3 separate regions of the Homo sapiens genome follow, and regions 1 and 3 are each linked to region 2. The links are chromatin contacts, found by Hi-C or POLR2A ChIA-PET in ENCODE. All regions are on one chromosome and are shown on one strand. Each heading gives the region's core, a stretch centred on a gene start or an enhancer-like site at or near the end of the contact. The rest is flanking DNA. Distances are from core to core; before and after follow the strand shown. Region 1 has its middle 19 kb from the start of PREX1. Region 2 overlaps PREX1 (phosphatidylinositol-3,4,5-trisphosphate dependent Rac exchange factor 1). Region 3 has its middle 45 kb from the start of PREX1.

Region 1 (2,978 bases), core at 245-2,744, 190 kb after region 2:
AGTCTTTTTTCCATTCCTTTATTCATTCATGTAACGAACTCTCATTTACTAAGCTCCTCTATGCACTGGGCATTATGCAAGATGTAGGGGATAACACAGTGACTAAGACAAAGTTCCATCCCTCGTGAAGCTTATATTTCCGGTTAGAGGGAGATATTAAACAATTAACCCATAACTGACAGCAGCTAAGAAATAAACAGGATGTTCTCATAGAAAAATACAGGGAGGCACACACCTAGATAAGGTGATCAGGGGAGGCTTCCATAGGCAGGTAATAAATAAGCTGAGATCTAAATGCACAGCCAAAACCAACTCTGCAAAGCATGAGAAGAGTTTTCTAGGCTGGGCGCAGTGGCTCACGCTGTAATCTCAGCACTTTGGGAGGCCAAGGCAGGAAGATTGCTTGGGGCCAGGAGTTTGTGACCAGCCTGGGCAACATGACGAAAAGTGTCTCTACAACATACAAAAAAATTAGCCAGGTGTGATGGTCCATGCCTTTAGTCCCAGCTACTCTGGAGGCTGAGGTGGAAGGATCACTTGAGCCCAGGAGGCTGAGGTTGTAATGAGCCGTGACTGTGCCACTACACTCCAGCCTGGGTGACAAAGCAAGACCTTGTTTCCAAAAAAAAAAAAAAAAAAGAGCTTTCTAGGCAGAGGAAATAGCAAGTGCAAAGGCCCCAAGGCTGGACCAAATTTGAGCTTTCCAGAAGCCGCGAGGAGGCCAGTGAGGTGGTAATGTGGAGACAGGCAGATCCAGCAGGGCCTCAAAAGTGATGTGTGGATTTTATGCTAAGTGCAGTGGGCAGCCAGGGGAGGAATTTAAACAAGGATGTAACATGATGTGACTCAGGTTTTTAAATGGTCTCACAGGCTATTGCATGGACGATGGCCCATAATAATAAAAATGATCACAGCTAACACTTTGATAGTAGATACTGTGTGCCAGGCATTGTTCTAAGCACATTCCGTATATATTAACTCATTAAGTCCTCCCACCGACCCCATGAGGTCAGCACCATAATCATTCCCATTTTATTGATGAAGAAACTGAGGCACAGAGAATTACAGAAACTTGCCTACGGTCACATAGCCAATAAATCAAAGCCTGGCCTAGAGGAAACAAGGAGACTAGCTACAGGCTGTGGTGCATGTCCAGAAAGGGGGCTGCAGGCAGTGGGGCTTGGATTGGCCCAGGGGAGAAGTGCAAGGGAGGATCCCGCATATAATTTCACGGCGGAGAGGAAAGAACTTGCAGGTGGTCTTATCCTCTGTCCATTCTCACTCCTTTCTCCAGCAGGTTTTTGAACTTGACTTCTGGCTTGGTGGTCTCCCAGCCCACCTTATATTAATAGATGGGGATGTCCTCGCTGTCTCCTCCCCCACCATCCTGCTGTCTGGCACCTCGTTCATCTCACACAACCACTCCCCTTGAAAACAGCCCGACCCTCCTACAGTACAACAGTCTCCACCTTGGTCTTGCCCTGCCCACTCCACACCAGAGATTAAAAGCCAGGCAGCCGCTCCTGGCGGTCAAAGGAGAGCACTTTGTAGACGCTCCCTGGACCCCAGCAAAACTTCTATTGTGTTGCTGGAGACAGAAACAATGCCAGTGGCCCAGTTGCTCCCCAGCCAAAGGTGGCCCCAGCAAACAGTCTCCCAGCCCCATGGATGGGGTGCCTGGGAGTGTTAACAGAGCTCCCTCGGGGACCAGAGGGCCAGGAGAGAAGCAACATGTGCCTGCTGGACACTCCCGTCTACAGCCGGCTGCAGCCCCCACCCACCCACGTGCCTCACTCTAGGCGAAGAAAACCCAAAAGTAGGAGAGGACAGGCCAGAGATGGCTGCTTGACCTTTCAAGGGGAGGCAGGAGTTTCTACAAAGCCTCTGGGAGTCCCCTAAGTATGTGTTCCTACCCTCCAGGGGCTAGGAGGTCACCCTCTCAGTTCCTCATCAGCCTGGGATAGGTTCAGCGGTGGGTGGAAAATATGACCAGCAAGGGGCCTACCCACACCCGGGGCCTGCTTTGGGGCTTTCTTAAAAAGACAGTGCTAGGATCCCAGACCAACAAGACACCTTGTGCAAAGCTCTGTGCTCTAGGCTCTCAGAGAATAGGAAAGCACCCTGTCCTTCTGGGTCAGAGTGGAGTTAAGATGAGTTATGCAGAGGCAGAGATTTGGGGGAGAGATCAAGGAATACTTCATGGAGGAGGGGGCCTTTGAGAGTGCTCTGAAAAAACTGAGAGGATTCCTTTCTTTGCCCTGCCCTCCCTCTTCCTTCTCTTATAAAAAAAAAAAAAAAAAAAACAAACCCTCCCCAAATGACTAATAAATAAAAGACACACAAAAGAGACACATATGCTTTATCTATAATGTATAGGCCGTGTTGTTTTTGAAACTCTTTTCTGCTCTGTAAAGGAATGTGTGTGCATCACGGAAACCTTGGAAAACCCAGAGCAGCATATAGAAGAAAATGAAAATTGCCTCTATTTCCACCATATAGAGATAAAACACTCTTAACTTGTCAGAGTATTCCTTTCCAGGCTTTGGTGGTGTTTTTTCATATTATTACTAAGGTGAAATTTACTTGCAGTGAAATGCACATGTCTGGAATATATGACTCAATGCATTTTGACAAATGTCTACACCCGTGTGTACACCCTTCCAATCGAGATCTAGAACATTCCCCTCACCCCAGAAATTTCCCCCGGGTCCCCTTCCAGTCAGCCCCCATCCTTCTGATTTCTATAAATTAGTTTTGCCTGCCATGTAATTGGAATCATGTGCTATGTGCTTTTTTGTGTCTGGTTTCTTTCACTCAACATAAACAATGTTTTTAGATTTCTCCACGTATCAGTAGCTTGTTCTTTTTCATTGTTGAGTAGTGTCCCATTGTGTGGATAAATCACAGTGTGTTCATCCTGCAAGAATCTTTTGGGTTGTCTCCACTTTGGGGCTATTATGAAAGAGCCACTTATAAAT
Region 2 (2,807 bases), core at 236-2,735:
CCCCGTTACCCTACAGACCTCACTACCCAGCCCTCCCTCTCACTCACTGCTCCAGCCCCATCAGCTTCCTTCTGCTCTTCCAATGCGCCAGACACGGTCCCACTTCAGGGCCTCTGCCCTAGCTGCTTCCCCTGCCTGGAGCCCTCTTCCTCCAGAAATCCCCTTGACTCCCCCCTCATCTGCTTCGGGTCTTCACCCCGACTCGCAGTGACGTCTCCCTGACAGCCATCCCTCTGCACACTCTGGCCCCTTTCCCGGGTTTATAGAAACTTATCTGTGCCACGCTCACCAGCACAGGCTCAGTGTCTTACTTCTGTATCTGCACATTGTCTGTCTCCTGCCTCCTCCCCCAACTAGATCTGAGATCTATGAATGGCAGGAACCGCATGCATCCCCACGTGGCTGGATTCCCAGGGCCCAAACTGCCACCAAGCACAGAGTGGCACTCTGTAAACATCTGCCGAATTAATGAAGGTCCAGCTTGTGTTGTGTGACTCCAACAATGGGTCCCAGCCACGGGGGACCAGGACAGTTCATGCCACCCCAGCCCTCAGCCACCACTCAGCCTGAGAGGGAGGGCTGCCGGACACCCCGCCCTGGGACACTCACTCTTTGGCCTTCGTGGCCACCAGGAGGCGCAGAGGGCGGCGGGAGCAGAAGGACTGGTTGAGGATGGACTCCACCTCTGAAAACGGCCGCAGGAACACCAGGTCCTCATTGATGGAGTAGATCTTCCTCCCCACCTGCAGGCCAGCCACCTGGGTAGGGACGGCAGAGGACAGACGTGCACACCAGTTACTAAGCTCCTTCCCTCCTCACCAAGGAAGCTCAAATGTGTTCAGCAGAAGGGTGCTGGCCCAAGGGATCCAGCAGGACTGGGTGACTGCGTGCTGTCTGTGGTAAGCAGTTGAGGGGCACAAGGGACCTGGTTCTGCCTCATGAGCCACAAAGGGAAGCTCATGGGAGGGCAGCTGGGAAAGGTATTCCTCCTGAGGGGAAACTCTGCTGGGGCCTGACCCTGTTGTGTGGGGACACGAGGGTCACACCGGGGTGGCCATCTTATGTCTGTTAGGGCCTGGCGAAGAAAGATGAAGACCTGCTGACCCGAACCAAGATTCACAACTGCCTCCTTCCAACCGCTCACATCACTGGCAAGGTCAACCTAGCCGCTCCGGCCATGGGTATGTCGCTCCTTGCAGCCCAAAGCATTCCTAATTGCCACAGGGGCAAGCTGGGCTCCAGCCAGCACGGCAGGTGCATCTCCCCCACCCACCTGCACACGCCCCAGGCAAAGCCGGAAGGCCCCAGGGCTGAATCCTCGGCCAGCCACACCCTCACTCTCCTAACCTATCCTCCTGTAGGCTTTGCATCAGACAGCAATGAGCTTATCTTATTCAAGCCACTGTGACTGGTTGCAGAAAACTGAGACACCTGCTTTTTTCCTGTACCTCCCCACAATGTCCAGCAGAGGGCAGTGGTGGAACACACCAGGAGCACAGCCCCGGGACTCTGCACTCACTCCCAGCTACTGTAGCCACTGCAGACAGTGGGTCCTGGACTCAGTTTCTCCACGTGAGCAATGAGAGAAGAGGAGTCAGCGATCATTCCAGAATCTCCTGGGCTGGGCTGCCTCAAGGAGGGTGAAGAGAGACACCCCGCTCTGCCACCTGCACACGGTCCCTGCCAGCTCCCCCGAGGGCCTCACCTCAGCCAGCGAGCCCCTCTGGACGGACTTCACCACCACAGCCTTGTTCTTCTCCTCGATGTCAAAGCCATAGTCCTCCTCCTGGGGCAGGATCTGGGGGCCCAGGGCAGAAGGAACCCGGTCAGGGAGCGAGGTGGGCCTACGGCCAGCCCCACCGTGGCCCCCACAGGACCATGACCTCGTCCCAGGTCTAGTAGGGAAGTGGCCAGATCCAGGTGGGCGAGACAGAGCAAAACGCAAACAGCACCTGGCAGAGCCAGTGCTCACTCTGTGCCTGCCACTGGCTTAACGAATCACACGGATCCAAAGGTGTCCAGCCACCAAGAATGTGGAGTCAGGGAGTTTAGGGAGGAGCGGTCCCACCCCAGGGCAGGATGGCAGGCATGCTAGAAACAGGTCTGGGGGTTCCCCAGTGCGGGGGATACAGGGAAAGGCACTCATTCAGTCAACAGACATTGATTGAGATGCTGCCCATCACACGGGCCAGGCAGTTCTCATGGGTGCTGGAGACACCATCTAGAACAAGACAAACAAGCCCAGCCCTGCTTAGTGCGGGAGGCCAACTATAAACAAATAAACAAAAGAAATACAGGATGTGATGCAGGGAGTGTACGTAGTTGGAATTAAAGCACTTAATGGGATAGGGCACGGCAAGGGGGCAGAGAAGGTGCTATCGGAGCTGAGGCCTGAACGAAATGAAAAACAAAACTTCATAAAGAGTGGAGGAACATGCTCCAGGCAGCAGACACAGCACGTACAAAGGTCCTGAGGGAGGCCCCAAGGCACTGGAGGATAAGAAAAGAGATCAGGAGGTCAGGCGCAATGGCTCACGCTTGTAATCCCAGCACTTTGGGAGGCCGAGACGGGTTGATCGCTTGATCCCAGGAGTTCAAGACCAGCCTGGGCAACATAGCAAAACCCTGTCTTTATAAAAAATACAAAAATTAGCTGGGTGTGGTGGCGCAGGTCTGTTGTCCTAGCCACTGGGGAGGCAGAGGAGAGGAGAGAGGAGAGAGGGGAGGGGAGAAAGGGGAAGGGAGGGGAGAGAGGGGAATGGAGGGGAGGGGAGGGAAGAAAGAAAGGGGAGGAGAGAAAGAAAAGG
Region 3 (2,970 bases), core at 213-2,712, 210 kb after region 2:
GAAAAATACAAAAATTAGCTGGGTGCAGTGGCAGGTGCCTGTAATCCCAGCTACTCAAGAGACTGAAGCATGATAATCACTTGAACCCGGGAGGCAGAGGTTGCAACAAGATGAGATTGTGGCACTGCACTCCAGCCTGGGCAACAGAGTGAGACTCCATCTCAAAAAAAAAAAAAAAAAAAAAAAAAAAACCATATTTACTTCTGTTCTTTTATCCAAGTGCTTGAGGAAGCTTAGGATTCAGACAGACTTGGAGCGTCAGTCCTGGCTCAACCTCCTGCAAGCTGTATGATTTTGGGTAATTTACTTGTCCCTCCTAAGCTTCAGTTTTCTTAACTATAATATGGAGATAATAATAGTCTATATTGTGAATTGTGCTTGGTAATCACACCAGACACAAAATATATACCTTTAAACATTAGAGTCAGGTCCAGCTCACCAAAATACTCAGGCTATGAAAGGCTGACAAGATTCAGGGCACCTCGGCCGGGCGTGGTGGTTCACGCCTGTAATCCCAGCACTTTGGGAGGCTGAGGCGGGCGGATCACGAGGTCAGGAGATCGAGACCATCCTGGCTAACATGGTGAAACCCCGTCTCTACTAAAAATACAAAAAACTAGCCGGGCGTGGTGGCGGGCACCTGTAGTCCCAGCTACTCGGGAGGCTGAGGCAGGAGAATGGCGTGAACCTGGGAGACGGAGCTTGCAGTGAGCCGAGATCATGCCACTGCACTCCAGCCTGGGTGGCAGAGCAAGACTCTGTCTCAAAAAAAAAAAAAAAAAGATTCAGGGTACCTCTCTCACTTGTTCTCCTCCGTGACATACCTTCACTGAGACAAGAGCAGTGGGCAGAATCATCCACATGCGTCACACCATGTTGTGGTTTTTTTTCACTGAGCACATAGAGTTGGATACGTATAAGTTGAATATACATGTAAAGCAATTCCTTTCTATATTTGCAGTGTTTGTGCAACTAGATTGTACACTCCTTGAAGGAAGGAATTGTCTTCCAGTTGGCAAGACAGGCTTGAGATCAACTAAGTATTTTACAAGACAGAACAAGATAAGTGGCCGGGATCGGCAGCTCATGCCTGTAATCTCAGCACTTGGGGAGGCCGAGGCAGGCAGATCACTAGAGGTCAGGAGTTCAAGAGCAGCCTGGCTAACATGGTGAAACCCCATCTATACTAAAAAATATAAAAAATTAGCCGGGTATGGTGCCAGGCACCTGTAATTCCAACTATTCAGGAGGCTGAGGCAGGAGAATCACTTGAATCTGGGAGGCAGAGGTTGCAGTGAGCCGAGATCGTGTCATTGCACTCCAGCCTGGGCAACAGAGCGAGACTCTGTCTCAATAAACAAATAAATAAATAAATAAATAACAAAATAAGCAATGGGTACAAAGTGCCATGAGGAAGGACAACCTGTTCAAACAGAGCCCCGGAAGTATTTCCGGAGGCTCCTGAGTCAGCCCTTTCAGGAGGGTAAGAGGATGAAAGAGGAAGTAACATTTACTCAACAGCAATTTGCTGGGCACTCTGTTTCCTGATTTTATTTTTTTCTGTTTAATTTTTTTTCTCTTTTCAAAATAACACCATGTACCAGTCAGCTTTGGCTACATAACAAACTCTCATTTATTTCTTGCTCATGGATCTGTGGATTTTCTGAGGAGATGCTGTTGGTCTCATGAGCTCAGCTGGGCCTCTGGCCATTGGACTCAGCTCTGATCTACCCTGCGTGTCACTCATCCTTTGGGACTTGTGGGCTACTCAGGGCATGTTCTCAGTATCATGAAAGCCAGGCACACAAGGGAAAAGTTCACCTCCACTGTACATTTCAAACCTTTGTTTGGTTCATGTCCACTGCCATCTCAGTGGCCAAAGCAAGTCACATGGCCAAGACTAAAGATGAGATGGAGAAGTCCATTCATTCCAGGGAAATGGAAGAGGAAAAGGGAAATGTTTGCTCTACGGCAGTCTAATCTACAGCAACAAGTAATACAGGAGTGCAGTCTTATTAAAAATTCAAGCAAGAGGCCGGGTGCAGTGGCTCACTCCTGTAATCCCAGCACTTTGGGAGGCCAAGACGGGCAGGTCACCTGAGGTCAGGAGTTCAAGACCGGCCTGGCCAACATGGTGAAACCCAGTCTCTAGTAAAAATACAAAAAAAAAAAAAAAAAAAAGCCGGTATGGTGGCGGGCGCCTATAATCCCAGCTACTTGGGAGGCTGAGGCAGGAGAATAGCTTGAACCCTGGAGGTGGAGGTTGCAGTGAGCTGAGATTGTGCCACTTCACTCTAGCCTGGATGACAATAGCGAGACTCTGTCTCAAAAAAAATAAATAAATAAAAATTAAAAAAATAAAAATTCAAGCAAGAAAATATAAAAGCACAACAACAGCGGAAAATACGTCACCATGCTCCTCATCCCACCATCTTCCCCCTACTCCCTAGAGGTAAACACTTTTCCCAGGCGTTTACACACAGAGAAAGCTATTTTGCCCCCTTGGTGCCGAGACAGTCTTGCTCTGTCACCCAGGCTGGATTACAGTGGGGCAATCGCAGCCCACTGCAGCCTCTACCTCCTGGGCTCAAGCAATCCTCCCATCTCAGCCTCCCGAGTAGCTGGGACTACAGGCATGCTACCACACCCAGGTCAGAAACGTTTACTTAATACAATGAGATCATTCTACATGTATTTGTACCTGACAATTATAAGCATCTAGTCATGTAATTATTATATGGACTCTACAATTAGGCATTTGGGGTCACCATTTTATAAATGAGGAATCTGGGGTTAAAATGCTTATCCAAGATCACCCACCTCTTACATAGCTGAACCAGAATTCGAACCCACGACTTTCCAAAAATTCTTTTGATTTACAGTGAGCTGCCTCTATAAAAGCACAAGAGGTTGCACCACAAAACCTGTTGTTATCAGCCCCCTACATTTATCCTTTGGGACCACAGAGGA

The links. Hi-C counts contacts between places; a loop is a spot of excess contacts on that map. ChIA-PET counts read pairs that join two places held with the same protein, here RNA polymerase II (POLR2A). Pooled maps may share reads with other maps.
Region 1: a pooled map shows a loop between it and region 2 (4-fold over the local background). The contact joins two enhancer-like sites. A Hi-C loop is called at or near these places in 1 of 37 single-sample maps with no recorded cell type and 6 of 50 pooled maps. POLR2A ChIA-PET finds 5 or more read pairs at or near these places in 3 of 52 experiments (H1, OCI-LY7 and Panc1).
Region 3: a loop to region 2 is called in a pooled map, with 2.6 times the contacts of the local background. The contact joins two enhancer-like sites. A Hi-C loop is called at or near these places in 1 of 168 maps with a recorded cell type or tissue (B cell), 3 of 37 single-sample maps with no recorded cell type and 5 of 50 pooled maps. POLR2A ChIA-PET finds 5 or more read pairs at or near these places in 7 of 52 experiments (AG04450, CD4-positive, alpha-beta T cell, K562 and 4 more).

The regions. Positions count from the first base shown.
Region 1 is chr20:48,845,082-48,848,059 of GRCh38, forward strand. It overlaps a transcript of PREX1 not described here. Among named protein-coding and RNA genes, the nearest start is that of PREX1, 19 kb to the left of the region's middle. RefSeq lists an enhancer at 1,633-1,912. Within about 2 kb of position 1,495, at least 5 of the 41 ENCODE cell types and tissues checked have a DNase peak (open chromatin) inside an H3K27ac peak, as active enhancers do.
Region 2 is chr20:48,656,431-48,659,237 of GRCh38, forward strand. PREX1 (phosphatidylinositol-3,4,5-trisphosphate dependent Rac exchange factor 1) reads right to left here. Exons shown (of 40, transcript NM_020820.4): 17 at 1,706-1,798; 18 at 610-758. Among named protein-coding and RNA genes, the nearest start is that of PREX1, 170 kb to the right of the region's middle. Within about 2 kb of position 1,486, at least 3 of the 41 ENCODE cell types and tissues checked have a DNase peak (open chromatin) inside an H3K27ac peak, as active enhancers do.
Region 3 is chr20:48,871,394-48,874,363 of GRCh38, forward strand. It overlaps a transcript of PREX1 not described here. Among named protein-coding and RNA genes, the nearest start is that of PREX1, 45 kb to the left of the region's middle. RefSeq lists an enhancer at 1,405-1,484. Within about 2 kb of position 1,463, at least 5 of the 41 ENCODE cell types and tissues checked have a DNase peak (open chromatin) inside an H3K27ac peak, as active enhancers do.